2 separate regions of the Mus musculus genome follow, and region 2 is linked to region 1. Evidence: chromatin loops called from intact Hi-C (ENCODE). Cell type or tissue: left cerebral cortex. All regions are shown on one strand.

What was found. A loop is a pair of places that touch in the nucleus more often than their neighbours do. Peaks named below come from ENCODE experiments on the same cell type or tissue, not always from the same donor. Only the 100,000 strongest peaks of a DNase experiment are listed, where the experiment ranks them.
Region 2: a loop joins it to region 1, with 2.4 times the contacts of the local background. A loop is called at or near these places in 2 of 42 quality-filtered maps.

The regions. Positions count from the first base shown.
Region 1 is chr14:78,288,938-78,296,937 of GRCm38, reverse strand. The region is part of intron 2 of Tnfsf11 (tumor necrosis factor (ligand) superfamily, member 11); the gene reads left to right. Among named protein-coding and RNA genes, the nearest start is that of Tnfsf11, 15 kb to the left of the region's middle. In left cerebral cortex, CTCF peaks have their summits at 4,063 and 6,545 (motif pointing right); a DNase peak (open chromatin) is centred at 6,768.
Region 2 is chr14:78,359,470-78,367,469 of GRCm38, reverse strand. No RefSeq gene overlaps it. Among named protein-coding and RNA genes, the nearest start is that of Gm30662, 31 kb to the right of the region's middle. In left cerebral cortex, no CTCF peak of the experiment used is centred here; DNase peaks (open chromatin) are centred at 2,376 and 4,120.

The DNA of each region.
Region 1 (8,000 bases):
TGGACAAGGGGCAGCCCCCCGATACCAGGGTCCCGGGGATACGGGAGAGAGGGATGAGGGAGAGAGGTTCCCACACAGGCGAGAGTCCTTAGTCCGGTCTGTGGCTGGAGCACAGGAAGACCTTCTGATGGGAGGTTAGACATGGCTCATTAGGAGAAAGCCTATCCCATCATCCAAGCACAGTGGGCCTTGATGAACAGAGACAGTCTATGATTTTAGAGCTTTATTGTAGAAAGGCAGGGAGAAAGGAGAGAAGGCAGAAAGAGAGAGAGGGACTGGCCATGGCCAAGAATGAGAGAAGGGGGAAAGGAGAGAGAGAGAAGAAGGGCTAGAGAGTAAGAAAGTTTAGAGAGAGCGAGGTGAAAGCTTAGAGAGTAAGTGAGGGAGAGAGTAAGAGGGAGAGTAGAGTAAGAGAGTGAGAGGAGAGAGAATAAGAGAGAACTAGGAAAGGATGAGGAGAGTGAGAGGAGAGAGAGAGAGAGGTGGGGCCAAGCAGCCCCTCTTATAGTGGGCTGTTTTATCTTGTTGTTGCTAGGTGACTGGGAGGAGTTTAGCCTGAAGGTCAGAAGCTTGGGACATTGCCTACGTGACTACTAGCCACGATTCTCCTGTGGGGGCTGTGGGGGCAGTAACTTCGACAGGAGCCAGGGTTCCAGGAGACGTGAGGAAACGCCTACCTTCCCATGTAGGTGAATTATCCCCCGGGTTCAGACCTCAGCTCGACTGGAGACCAGCCTGTCTATGCATAGCCCATTGCTCCACAGCAAAGGGCTATTGGCTGCTTTGTCTGTCCGTTTATTTATTTAATCTATATGGGTGTTTTGTCTTCATGTATGTCTATGTGTGTCTGGTGGCCTCAAAGGCCGGAAGAAGGAGCAAGAGCCCCTAGAACTGGAGTTCTGAGCAGCCCTGTGAGTGCTAGGAGTTGAACCGGGGACCTCTGGAAGGACAGCCAGTGTTTTGAACTGCTGAGCCATCTCTCCAGCCCCTGTGCTTGTTTTTCAAAGCTAGACTTTAAACTGTGAACTGTGTGTATGTGTGTGCCTGTGTGCACACACATGTGCGCACGAATTGTGTCTATGTATGCTTGCCCTGCTTGTATATACAGAGGCTGGTAGATTCCTCACTCGCTTTTTTTAATTAATCATTTTATTCATTTACATTTCAAATGATATCCCGTTGGCTAACAGGCAGGACTTAGAAGACCACGCCTTGCAGCAAGGGAGGCTAGACCTCTGTCTTCTACCTGAACTGCCATTTGCTTGTGATTCTTGATATACAACACCTATCTACCTCCCCACGCCCACATAGATACACACATAGATACACACATATATGGATCAAGGATTAACACAAGCCTGAAAGGTTTAGGTGGTCAGGATTTTATTTTCTAAAGTTCACATGTAGGGAACTAGAGACAGCATGGCAGGGAGATTGAAAAGTGGATTTAAGAGGAAGTGTCAGGAATGTTGATGGCTGCCTGCTGTTTTCAGCTAGATTTCATAGATTGAGAACATTTACTCAAAGCCAGAATGTTCCTCATTTTGAGTGGTTGTTTTCTTTTTTTTGTTCCTCATGGAACTCTGATCCTTTAGGATTCTAATGTTGATTATTAGAAAGAAGCCTAGTTTAAGAAAAGAAAGAAGGAAAGAAAGAAAGAAAGAAAGAAAGAAAGAAAGAAAGAAAGAAGGAAGGAAGGAAGGAAGGAAAGGAAGGAAGGAAAGAAGGAAGGAAGGAAGAAAGAAGGAAAGAAAGAAAGAAAGGAAGAAAGAAAGAAAGGAAGGAAGGAGGAAGCCTAGAGACAGGCTTGTATATACATCTTTAATCCTAGCACTCAGGAGAAGCCTGGTCTATATAGTGAGTTCCAGGACAGTCAGAGCTAAGTCTCAAGTAAATAGATAGAAAGATAAGTGAATAGATAGATAGATAGATAGATAGATAGATAGATAGATAGATGATAGAATAAAATTTTTAAAAAAAGCCTTTCCCCTAAATTTCAACTGAAGTGAAATAGAAATCACTGGAAATCTTAGACAGGTTATAGCTGCCTGGAGACTTTGGAGTTGTTATGTGGATGAAATTTCTCCTAGGCTTCCTAGTTACAAAAGAAGGATCAAGGGGGAAGTTTAAATTCCATTTACTGCCTCTTTGCTTTTGTGTTCAAGAATATGTGTCCTATGAGAGTTTCTCACAAGCCCAGAAGGTTTGAGTTTGGGTCACTGGCATTCTCAAATCGAGATGTTAGTCATGTAGTGGTTTTCCAGTAGAATCCCGTCCCCCCTTTGCCACCGTGGTTTTGAGAATTGCAACCAACCTCAGTCATATTTAGTGTGTATAAAAGCTGTCTTCATGGGAAATCTGGAGTAAGATCCACAGAGATTTCCTACAGAGCCAAAGCTTTGTACTTACTTTTCTCTTGCTGTGATAAAACATCATGACCAAGGCAACTTACAGAAGAGAGGGTTTGCTTGGGCTTCCAGATCCTGAGAAGCAGGCATTCATGATGGGCTGATTTACAGCCGGGAAGCTTGGCAGCATGCTGCAGACATGGTAGTGTGTACCAGATGCTGAGAGCTCACAGTGTGAGTCATAAGTAACACACACACACACACACACACACACACACACACACGGAGGGGTGAGCATGCATGATGAGAATGGCAGGAGGCTTTGAAGCCCATCTCCAGTGAAATACTTCCTCTAGCAAGGTTGTCCCTTCCAGACCACCACAAATAGTGCCACCAAGTGTTCAAATGCAGGAGACTGTGGGGGACATTCTTATTTAAACCACAGAACCATCACTGTCATTCACTCAACAAAGGCTGATGGTGGTGTGTGCTCAATCTCAGGGAAGAAGGCAGAGCCAGGAGGGTTGCAATCCAGAACTAACCAGTAAGTGATGCCAGGGGTGAGCTTTGATCTGTGCTGTGGGTGTCCCAGGATGGAAGAGAAAATTCTGAGTGGGCATCTTGGAAGAAACAGAGTTAGAAGCATTCACCCGAGAGGAGGGTATTCATGACGGGCTAACTTCAGAGGTTTAATGGAGCTTGTGTTGCTAAGGAGTGGGTTGGCTCGTGAATTCGAGGAGAGTGGCAACCTGTGGAATGGATGGGAATATGTGTCTGGGGGCTGTGTTTTACAATAGCTGCATCTTCAGTGACCTTGGGGCCCTTGCTTAAGACCTCCCAGTGCCTTGGCTAGAGGTTCTGCCTTGATAGCCAGAAGGATGGACCCCAGGATGTCTTCAAACCAGCCTAAGTGCTAAGAGCCACGGATGGACAGAACAGCCCTTTTTTGTTTAATAAATTAAATATGATAAAGAGAATGGAGTTGGTTGGTGGAAGGGTGGTATTAGAAGCTGGAGAGAATCATCTATATCAGAGATGATCTGATATGGAGTGCCTGTTGAGCTTGAAGTTCAAGGTCTAGAGGAAGCCCATTCTAGGAAGCATCCTGGTTATTAAGAGGCTACTCCAGTTCTTGGTCTTGGCCTTTTGGGAATACCAAGTGGTGATCACAGCAATGGCTGTGGTAAACAAAACAAAACAAAACAAAACACCAATTTAAAATGCCAAGGGTAAGACTCTTCCAGAACACGAACTCCTCTCCATATGCCCATTCAGCCACACCTCTGGTCCACCCTCTCGAGTGGACAGCTTAGTCATTACGTCACCAAGCTAGGAGCCTGAGGATGGTTTAACTCTTGCCCACCAACTCTTCCCTGACTGGCGGCCAGCTGTGGATTCTGCCTCCTCACAAAACATCCAAGCAGGATGTTACCCGATGAATAAATGGATGGATTAGGGTTCTTGTGTGTGCTCTTTTATCATTTCCGGCCCATTTTGTTTAGTTGTTCTTCCAATTGTCTCTCAAAATGAAGTGCAGGCATTTCTCAAAACAGGCTCCCACTAACGCTTGCCCACCTGCCTGTGTAATCAGGAGGCCGTCTCGGATACACATGGAGTTTATCTGTACACCAGGTATATGCACCCAGATTGGGCCTGGCTCACCATAGGTGAGCTTTTCAAGGACCCGTGACTTTTATTTATGCCCCCAGTGGCAGGCATGTGGTAATACAACTTGAAGCACAAAGTTAATGAGTGACTAACCCATATCTATCCTGAATTATGTGTCACGTTGTGTATGGGCAGGGTTTTCATCGCTATGATGAAACACCATGATCAAAAGCAAGTTGGAGAGGAAAAGGTTTCTTTGGCTTACATATGAGTGTTCGTCATGGAAGGGAGTCAGGGCAGGAAATTAGAAGTGGCTAGAACCTCGAGGCAGGAGCTGATAGGAAAAACACAGCAGAGTGCTTCTTACTCCCTATGTTGGCTTGCTCCCTATGGCTTGCTTCACTTGCCTTCTATAGAAACCAAGACCACCTGCCCAGGGATGGTCCCACCCACACGGGGCTGGGCCTTTGATCACTAATTAAGAAAATGCCCTACAGGTTTGCCTGTAGGTCCATCTTAGGGAGGCGTTTTTTTCTCAATTGAGGTTCCCATCTCCCAGATGACTCTGCCTTGTGTCAAGTTGACATAAAACAAGTCAGCACATGCGGCTAGTCACTTATCAGAAGCAAGTCATGTTGTACACTCATAAGATTTGTTAGGGTTGTGGGTCTCCAGTATAGTCTGTTTCCAGAGGGCAGCTTTCTCTCTGTAGCCGTGAGCCTGTTAGGGGCTTTTCTCTGGTGGCCTCTTTCCATTGTCCTCCTCAGTGTCTGCAGCGGCTGGTCTGACATCTTGGCTGCCCTGGGACTCCTACTCATAGAGTATCACGAACAGGGCTGGGAGACTGTGAAAGCCATCCTTTTGTGAGGAGGCGGTGTTTGGTGATGTAGAAAGCTCTGCTAGTTAGTGTATGGCTGGCATTCTTGTTGCTGTGGACACAGCAAAGCAAAGGCACGCCACACTCCTCCGTTGAGCCCCTGCATACCCCCCCTCCCCTTTAAAAATGCGTAGCATAATAGAAGACACTTTAAAGTTGGGCTTTTACGAAGACTAATACCGCTGTCATAAGGCATTTGCTAAATCAAAGCCCAAGGAGACCTTTAACCACTGCAGAAGCTTCCTCATTTAAACCATGAAGGTTAAACAATAAAAACTAATTTTCTATTCCCAGAGTACCCATTGCCCTTCCAGGAAAAGCATCACTCTTCTTTATGAAAACAAGGACGCATAGCTCCTCGGGCGGGCTCTCGGTGTAGAAAGTACATCAGCAGTTGTAGAACGTCTCTTCTGCTCACTCCTGGAAGAAATGGTACCCATGTGGCCGTCACGGCCAAGTTCTTCACCAGGAGCTTTCAAAGACGTCCATGGCATTGGCTCAGAGAGCAGGAGGAGGTCCGACCCTCAGGTTCAGTGGGTTAGAAACCCCTTCTGCCTTTGCCCTCTCCTTCTTTTCCTGAGCTGCTGGACTTCATCCCTCCCTCATGGGGATGGTGAGGAGTTGTGTTCATTCTGAGAGCTCTCCCGGGGCTAAGGTGAGGGGCATCTCTGGTGACAGAAGAGGGCTCTACAGTCTTAGCTTTGGGGACTCAAGGACTCCACCTAAGGACCTGCACCATCTTAACTAAGGACAAATAACCATCTCTCTCTGGGTATGAGCTTTAGGGTCAGGGAGAGCCGAGATAAGGATTCTAAGTCCTGCTCTGGCAGGGGTTGTACAGCGACACGGTAGTTGCTCTTCCAGTTCTTGGAGGTGAAAAAGCTTTGTGCCTAAAGATGACTCACTGAAGGTACCACTAGGGCATTCTGGCTAGGTACAAGACCAAACCAGGAACGATACACCTTGCAAGTCAATGGGGAACCAAAACAGAAACAATATTCCTTGCATGTTAAGGGTTCTTTTTGCATTTAAGGCAGTTAAAAATAAGTTCCTGTTTGTCCTATGTTAAGCCCTTGCAAATTAAGGTTTCTATTTGTAATTAAGAATAGGTTTCTGTTGATAAGTTATTTCTCCGCTGGTCAAATGAGCCAATTCCAGCCAGATTAGATTATATTAAAGAAAGGTTTGTTGGGAAGCTACTCTTGGGCGAGTTCTCTGGCCCCTGGGAAGGAGGCCAGGGAAGTCGCCATTGGAAGAGAGAGAGGAGAGGGGGGAACTAAAGAGAGAAAGTGTGCATGAACAGAGAGAAGGGGAGAGAGAGAGAGAGAGAGAGAGAGAGAGAGAGAGAGAGAGAGAGAGAGAGAGAAGAGAGGGAGGAGAACAAAATGTGTGGATTATATAGAGAAGAGCCCCTAAGGGAAGGGCAGCCCAGCCCCTGGGCTGGAAAGTTCACGGTTGGGGGCAGAGTATGCCAGCTAGGGACTGAGGGATGCTGGGAGAACCTGGAGGCCAGGTCTGCTTTGGTGTGTAAGATAAGCATCTCAGTCCCTTGACCCAGGATCTGGAACCAAGCACCCATTTCTTAAATCTGATGTAAACTGCAACCCCGTGTACGTGATGTACACTGTACCCTCGTTCCATCCCTATCATTCTTTCTAACAATGTATATAATAGCCAACTCTCACCCCTGTGAACACCTTACCTCTTCTTAAAAAAAAAAAAAAAGGAATTTCATGAGGCCAGCAGGGGCTGCTCTCTTGAATCCTGAGACTTAGGGTGAGTCATCTGGCTGACGAGTTCGTGGTGCATCCCAAACTACAGCTTGCTTGCTTTAATTGGACAATCGTGGATTTGGTCTTTTCTCCTCAAGATTCTCAGGTTTAGCAAAAGGAGCAGCAGGTATCAATGGTGCCCATGAATGGGAAGCCAGGTTCTGGCACCCGGCACCATCAGAAGCAGCTCCACACAGTACTGCCGGCATCTACCCACAGTGCTGCCAGCATCCTTGAGGGAGGAGGTGGCCCACAGGGGAGGAAGAGCTATGAAGCCAGGCAGTCAGCTCAGTTAACAGCTTATTGCTTTCTCTACACCCAAAGACTTCAGATAGCAAGTGTTCCAGTTTTCCCCTTGACCAAAACAGTTTCTAAGTCTTAAGATGTGGAAGGACAGTGGGATACGCCTTGCAAAATTCCTATCTCCTAATCGTGTACTTGGTTGCTTTGGCAACCAGCTCCCATCCCTTGAGTTATCTCATTGGCATGAATAGGTCTGGTTGAAAAAGGTTTATGAATAACAGAAGATGCTCCTATCCCCCCTCTCCCTCCCTCCCTTCCTCCCTCCTTCTCTCTCTCTCTCCCTCTCCCTCTTCCTCCTCGTCCTCGTCCTCCTCGTCCTCCTCGTCCTCGTCGTCCTCCTCCTCTTTCTTCTTCTTCTCTCTGTCTCTCTGTGTCTCTCTGTCTCTCTCTCTCCCTCCTCCTCCTCCTTCTCTCTCTCTCTCTGTCTCTCTCTGTCTCTCTGTCTCTGTCTGTCTGTCTGTCTGTCTGTCTCTCCCTCTATCTATCTTGCAATATCACAGAGGCCCAGTCGTGAGGGGGCCTTATAAACCTTAGGACTGTACTTGTTCCTGAAGTCACCAAGTGATTTCAAGAAGAGGAGGGACAAGTTCCCCTTGTACTTAAGATGCTTTTTCCTGCCACCATCCATGCATCTGTCTGTGGCACAAAGACTGTGAGATTAGGTAGGAAGAGGCAATTGTCTTCCTGAGGAGTGATGGGATCTTGATGCTGCAGCCTGGGCCCGGGAGGAGGAGATAGGATTTCTGAGCTATTTACCAAGTAGAAGTCCACAGGACTTCCCAGCAGGAGTGGGAAATGGACTATTCATTTCCAGAAAGAGCCGGGAGTGTGGCATTCAAGTGCTAACTGGCTGATGAATGCACTATTCTTGTAACTAGGTTGGAGAAGAATTACATGAAGGGTATCATTAAGATGTTAAAATGAATGCATTACATATGTTAACAAGTGTATGAACCCTGTATTATATCTGGCAAGCGGGGTGTTAAATCCTTGTTCAACCAGCCAGATGTCCCTGCAGCTGCTGTGGTATTGCAGAGGGAGGCAGCCACCTGAGACCCTTGCTACTGACTGCTGCGATAGTGTCTAGTGTCG
Region 2 (8,000 bases), 71 kb before region 1:
CTAACCCCAAAACATGTCCTGGATTGACTTTTTCTTACATCCCCAGTGTGATTACCCCTTGCCTGCAGTGATGCAATAGTCCCTGACTGGGTCCTGTCCCCTTCCCACTTCTCTAGATCCCCACAGCAGTCAGGGCACACTTTTAGAATGGCTCACACCATCTCACTCTCCTGCTTAAAGCACAGTGTTTGTCCTCTGTGCCCAGAGATCCTACAATAGTGTCTGGTCTCTCACAGCTTTGTTAGAAGCATTCTGATATCAAGTACATTGATGGTCTCTTGATCTAGAATGCTCTTCTTCTAGATCTTTCCAAAGCTGCCTCTTTTTACCACTCAGGTTGACCTGAAGGGTCACTTCCTTCAAGAAGAGAAAAAGATGCATTTCATGCCAACTTGTGTCTCTGAGGCAAGGTCAATGTCATTGCTGTTCTGTTATCTGTAGGACACCATAATGTGTTTTGTATACACTGTTTTGTGCTGAAATGGTGAATAGATTCATAGGTCCCAAATGGTGGGTGTTTCCTGCTGGGGAGTGTTTCCAGTGTTCTATGTGATTGGCATGTTCACATATCAATGAGACTAGGGGAATATAAATACTATCATGCAACTGCAAGGAGACCTAAGCAAACCAGCCTAGTGATAACACTGGATACATTTTAATACACATACTATCCACGCTGCCATGGACCAAGAACAGATGAAACAGAGGACCATAGAAGAACAATAGAATTGGGCTAAAGAGAAGAAAAATTGAGATCAAGACTGGTTATATGGTCAGGCCTCGAGTACTGGCATTCCATAAGGAAACAACTTCTAAAAATGGGCTTAGAAAAAAAACAGATTTGTTTTTATTATGTGCATGCATGTGTGTGTGTGTGTGTGTGTGTGTACACGTGTGTGTGTGTCTGTCGGTCTGTCTCTCTGTCTGTGAGCACATGCCACACTTGTATGGGTGCCTATTGAGGCCAGAAGATGGCATCGTATCCCTTGAAACTGGAGTTACAGGTGGTTGTGATCCACTCAATGTGATTGCATGGGAATCAAACTCTAGTCCTCTGGAAGAGCAAGAAGCTTTTAACCACCAAGCTGTGTCTCTAGCCTCTGAAAAATCATTTTCATGTTGCAATGCCAGTGAAACAGAGTGGGGATGACTTTTGCATAACAATGTCAAAGTCAACAAGAAATAGGTACACACAGTCCTCTCCCCATGGTGTGGGTGCAGTGGGTTCAGGCTCTGTGTTTAGTTTAAAATGTTTTCCATACAATATATTTTGATCATGATCCTTCCGTCCCCCCAACTCTCCCCAGATCCTCTCCCATCTCTGTCCTTACCTAGCCTCATGTTCTTTTTGACCTTTCTCTTTTTAAAAAACAAAAAGTATACACACAAACAAGACAAAAGCAAAACTCATGGAGACAGTTGCCTGTTAGCCAATGACTCTTGAGCACCAGGCCTGCCCTGTAGCTTCTATTTTATTATCTATTGCTATAAAGTATCACTTTCACTTTCTTAACTGTATTCCAATCTATTGTCTTCTCTTCCTAAAGTTAAAATGTAGCAAATTTTCTATTTCTATCAACCTACTCAAGCTACCTCTACACCTTTTGTATATTAGGTTACAGAAAAAGACACAGAAAGTTTTTTTCTGAGTGCTTGGTTCACAGTCAAGGATGCTGCGAACCCCATGGGACGCTGATGGATGACTTCAACCTGAAAGCTTTGGAAGCAGGGCTTTTAAAAGTTGTTTCCTGATAATCTTCACTCCAAGGGACTTCCTGTTGAAGAGTGAAATTTACTAACCTGGTCTGCAAGAGCCTCATTGACTAGTAAGGAGCCTCAGTTTCCCTCCCTCTCTACATTACACACAGGACTACACACACACACACACACACACACAAGATGCCTCTTCATCCTGCAGCTGCTTCTCTTCCCATCTGAAATAGGATATATACCTGGCTCAGAAGAATCACATTCTACTGAAAAGCATACCTGAAGTCAGCAGGCTGCCACAGTGTTCTTCCCACCCTCCCCCTCCCCCTCCCACCTCCCCCTCCTCTTCCTCCTCCTCCTCCTTTCTATCTTTCTCTCCCTCTTCTACCAAACCTTGTTACCTTCCCTTTCCTTTTCTCTATTTCTTTCTCTTTCTACCATTTAAAAAGCGTATCTTTCAGTTTTCTAAATGTACATTTAAAAACATACATCATATACTTAATGTAACCTTAGTGGAATGTGTGTGTGTGTGTGTGTGTGTGTGTGTGTGTGTGTGTGTGTGTGTGTGTTTGCCTGCATATATATGTCCCATGTGCATGCATGGTGGCACAGAGAACAGAAGAGGCCATTGGATCTCTTGAAACTGGAGTTACAGACAATGGTAAGCTCCTGTAGATTTGGGTAACCAAACCTGAGTCCTCTGCTGGAGCAGCAATTGCCCTTAACTGCTGAGTCATCTCTCTAGTCCCATGTTTTACATTTACAGAGGGTGTATTCACAACATTCATTTTGTCCTTAGGAGTGAGTGAATGTCACTTTAGAACAAAATAAAGCAGATCAGGCAGGTAAAAGTATTTGATTCAGAGCTACCAGTTTGATTCTCTGATCTACATTTCTGGTTGTAGTTAGACATCTAATCAGTTATTATCCAAAGGGTCCTGCATTTAAGGAAAGTTAAAGTTAGAGTTGTAACCTTTGGAGGAGGGATAATCCCTGAATAAAATGAGCTAGGAATAGTTGAGGGAGAAGATGCTAATAACTAACACCCCACAAAAAAACAAAACAAAACACAAAACAAAACAAAACAAAAAACAAATCAAAAATAAAAACCCAAAGCCAAAACAAAACAAAACACAGACCATAACTGCAAAACAGTATTAGCAAATAAGGAGACTGCTTTTCAGCATTCAAATATCTGCCTGCATCTCAGCTTAAGAGAGTTTTGTAAGGATGCCACATAACAGTCCACTCACACCCTGAGGTTTTGAAGTTTTTAAAATAACAATGAAAAGATTTTGAATAATGTCATATATCCCAATATGTTGTATGTTCTTGATGATATTTTATGATTGAACCAAGTGATCATTCAACTACCCTGCTTCATATCCATATATATTAATGTTAATTATTAAGGTCTATATTATTATAGACTTTGATTTCTCAGGCTTAATTATGAACAATAAAACAAAGTTTTTATTTAAAAGGTCCAGCCCCTCCCTGCTTTTAAGGAACTTCCAGGGATTTTTGTGTCCATTACTACGTGACAGGACAACAGAAGACTGTGCTGGGTAAATGTGTTTTACCACCCGTTCGATGGTTATGGACGCTACTGGAAATCTTAAGGAGGCTGTAGCTCCTATCCATGCAGTGGGTGGGTGTGGCGGCTTAGCAGGCATGGAAACACACAGTTTTGAGGATATTCAGAATGTGGGTGGAGGAACCCCCATGCCTGAGTCCTCCCACTGGAGAGCCTGTTTGTTTCCCAGGTGTTGGGAGGAGATGGATGGCATTTTCTTTGGACCATGCTTCCATCCATTGTTTTCTGTTTTTTTTTTTTTTTTTTTTTGGTTCTATCCCACTGGAAAGATGTATTGAATAAACAACTCATGTTATATTCAATAGCAAACAACCCGTAAACGTAAAGAAACCAGAGCTAACAACCACATCTTTCTGTATGCTTTTTTTTTTATTTCTGCATTCATCTTTTATGGAAATCTTTTGAGTGTAGGAATCTAGTGCTTATAACTGTTAGATTTATCTCATCCTTTGAACCTTGGTATTTGTACAGGAGACAGGAGATGGTCATGGATAGGGACATAATCCTCCATGAAAATGATATTTATTTGCATGGCATTTCAGATGTACTTCAAGGTGAACAAGAAAAACCTCATGGATGTCAGTCTCCAAAACACTGTTTTGAAAAACAACCCTATTATTAGCAGACAGTGTTCAAAAGTCATGCCTGAAAGGGGTGTGATCTGGGAGATGTTTTTCTCTTTGGAAAAGTAACATTTTCTTTTTTCTGCTACTGCACTGGAGAAACTGGAGCTATTCTGCAGGTTATCTTGAACGCTTTTACTACTTAGAATTTTATATCCTAAGAGCTAGGGCAGCACAGGAGTGCAGTGAGTCATCCTGTTTTCTTTTCCCATTTATAACGGTTCAGTCACTAGCCCTCTAGTACTGCTTAAAAAAAAAATCACAAATAAAAGGGAAATGAGTCAGATGTTCGGAACCCAGACGTTTGGTTCTTTTGCTCTTTTCTTGCTTGTCCTTAAGGAACTGGACTTTAAAAAAGTGTTTTCATCAAGGGATACACCGGAAGGTGGGGAAAAATAAGTTTCTGCTAATCAGCTTTATGGTTGGCTAAAAAGATGCAATCAAGAGGTAGAGAGATCTTGCTGCTGTTGCTGAGGACCCGGCGCCCATATCGTAGCTTACAACCATCCATAACTCCAGTCCTGGGCATCCAAATCCATCTTGTGACCTCCTCAGGCACCAGGCATGAACCTGGTGTTTATACATCCATGCAAGCAAAACACTCATACACATAAAACAAAAGAAATAAGTCTAAGAAAGTAGTTTTTTAAAATGTAATTAAAAACCAATAGAAAAATGTATTGTCTTCCATTGCGACCAATCTGACTACCACCTTCACCATCGTCGACATTATTAGCTGTTACCTTGTGCTAGAAACTGTCTTAGGGTCTACCTTTTTTGTTTTGTTTTGTTTTTTTGAGACAGGGTTTCTCTGTGTAGCGCTAGCTGTCCTGGAACTCACTCTGTAGACCAGGTTGGCCTTGAACTCAGAAATCCACCTGCCGCTGACTCCCAAGTGCTGGGATTAAAAGTGTGCACCACCATGGCCTGGCTAGGGTCTACCTTCTTATTATTTTAATAGACTTGGTCTTTCCTGTGAGATGGAACTTTTGCACACGCCAATTCCTTTGCTCGGGATGCCACCTTTGTGTTAACATTAGCCTGTCCTTCAGAGTGAACCTCAGATATCACCTCTCCCACAAAGGCCCCACTGAGTATGTCCTTCTCTGTCCCCTCACCTTTCTCCTTAACTAAATTGCAGTCTGGAGAAAGCTGAGCTCAGGTGTCATTTTGCTCACTAGGGAGCATGTAGCATACATCACACAATTTAGTACATTGGAATTGTTCAATACAGTTGGGCCACATAGCAAGTGCCACCATCAGATTTCATCTCAGTACATCTTTGCTACTAGAGTTTAACCTCTGGTTTTCCCTATTTGATCCTCTTTATCCTCATCTTCTGCTTCCTTCCATCTTTCCCTCTTCATTACAAAAGCACACTGTAATGTTTGAAACACTAGAACCACACGTAGATTATGGGTTTGTATACAGATAGTTATATGGAAAACCCGAATTATTACAGTGTTAGCCTTATCCCTACTTCCAGTCTGTGGATGCAGCTGTGGCATACTAGATATGGTATGGTGCCATTAGAATCAGACAGGGCTCCAGTCAGTGGAAGTGATGCTTCAAGACAAGCACTGCAGACCCAGAGAAGGAACACAATGCACACATGCGAATCAGATAAAATACATGGTTTGCTAAGGTCATGATGAAGAAAGAAGATCAAAAACTCTAGGTCATAGTGATGGAAGGAAGATCTTGGAAGCTTCAAGTAGTGAGGAAAATTGTGGAGCTGCTTGAATAGTTTTAGATTATGGTGTAATGAGACCTAGGATGCCTTTCTTCACAAGTGGAAAAACTCGAGGGTAGTGGCTGAGAAGCAAGTAGCACCCGAGAGAGTTCTAGAGCAGATGTCATACTCTAGTACAGATGTGCAGTCTGTCAGGCTGCATGGCAAACACAGTCACTGCTTAAACCGATGGTAGTTTGAGCATAAAATACAGATTTGCTACATACTTGCTTCTTTATTTCTGCCTAGTGACTTCAAGGGTAGGATTATTGGGTATATTAATATCTTTGGATTAGTTGGCAATTTAAAAAGTCAGCTAACAAGAAGGGCTGTAAGTGGGATCTTAAATTGATTAAAGCTATTATGATATAACAGACTGAACTGACAAGGCCAAAATTTGAGAAATAAATGAGAATTTTTATATATTTGTGTGCATGTTTCAAAATAGAGAAAAATCAACATATCCTAGAAAATGTTGCTGTAATTGCAGGTTTAATTTTACCAGTGGTTATATTTCTCATAGTTTCCTGTGTTGGAGTTTATGGCTTGGGAATGGATGACCACAAAATTAGCAATTATCCTGTAATTTTAAAAGTGTGGTTAAATTTGTTTCTGGTAGCCTTATGTTTTCCACTTTCATAAAACTAGTAAGTTTACTACACTAGATATTTGGGTAAATTGGACTAATCTTAGGTTCCTTGGTGTTAAATGGTAGTAAACTTAATGATTCATTAAACTTCATATTCTTCGAAAAAGGGAATGTCTGATAATTGTATTGCTAAAGAACTACATTATTTAAGCCCCAATACCTTACAACATTTGAGATTTAGGGAGAACGCATTAATGTTTCAAACGTTAACTTTGCACAGGGATGAAGATGAGTTTGGCCACCCTACTTATCTGTGCCTTAAAAATAAGTTCCCAAGAATTACTGTTATGTTGTTACCAGCAGTAAGTGCACACTCGTGCATTGTTATATATTTCTCTAGATTCTAATTCCCCAGGATAGGAACACTGCAGTCACACCATTATATTTGGACATTGTTGGTTGCAGAATAGGTAGCCAAATGAGATCTAGGGGGGGGGGCATGTATATATCTGCATGCACCAAAGTTCAAGTTAGTGCCAGGTAAGGAGACCTGGGTTCCGTATCATAGGGAATGACCACTAGGACATTTTCTCACTCAAACATGCCCTAGTTTCCTTATGGGAGTGAAAGTGGAAATGTGAAGCATGGGAGGAGCAGGGGACTGTGGATTCTAAACTCATTTCCAAATTGTGGATCTTGTCTGGAAGGCATTGGTACTGGTCTAGGCTACCCTTTCATGGCAGCAGGTAGGTGCGACAATGGCCTTTAATAAAACCTCAGGGGTAGACAATCAGTGCTTGAATGAAGTGGGCAGACCCAGCTATGTGTGTCTTTTTTCTTCCTTCATGAAGGAAAAGGGTCAATGGGCTTCTATTCAAGAGACTTAGGAGACAAAGAGCTTGAAACATAAGGAGCTGGAACGCATGCTCGCATACTTCAGCCAGAATCTGGAAACCAGAGACATTTCAGTTTCTTCTATCAAGCGTGGAAGCCCTAGCTCCCAGAGGACTGCATATACAACATTGTTCTCTCTCCTCAGCAGTACAAAATATACCACTTCTTTGGGCAATAGGGTAGTAGCTTGTTCGACATAAGAGTGAAAAAGATTCACCTTCCCCCAGTCTCAATATCATATATAATAATGAAAATATTTGAATAATGCAGAAAAAAGATTAGAATTACTTTGAATGAAATAATTATAACACCAGCAGGTTAGAATTCTTTTCCCCTAACTAAAGTACTGAATAAATAAATAAAAGTGAGATTGTCATATATGTATTTCGTAACCTTACAGTTTTCCTCCTAATGTACTCTGACCACAATAACATATCCTCAAGGTATATTTAAATGATTCACAGAATAGATATATTCATAAAACATATCAACAGACATGTTATATCACTATGAATAGTGTTCATAGCTTTGAAATTTAAGTTGGTTCAACGACAACCCATGTTAATAAATCTTTATGCATTTTCCTAAATATTTCTGATGATTCATTTTCCTTTGCAATCATATTTTAAGATGTATGATTAAACAAAATTACTCCTTAAGAATCCTTGAGGGCTGTCATTTAAAATTGTGTGATAGTGTGGGAATACACGGGAACACTGGGAAAGTTCAATAAAGAACACATCTGACCTATCCCAAAAGCTTTGGTGACAGAATGTCCTTTACTTTTAGCCTTCCCTGTAGTCACCTGTGAATTGTGAGCAGACAAGCTAGAGAAAAAAGCATTTAAAAAAGCAT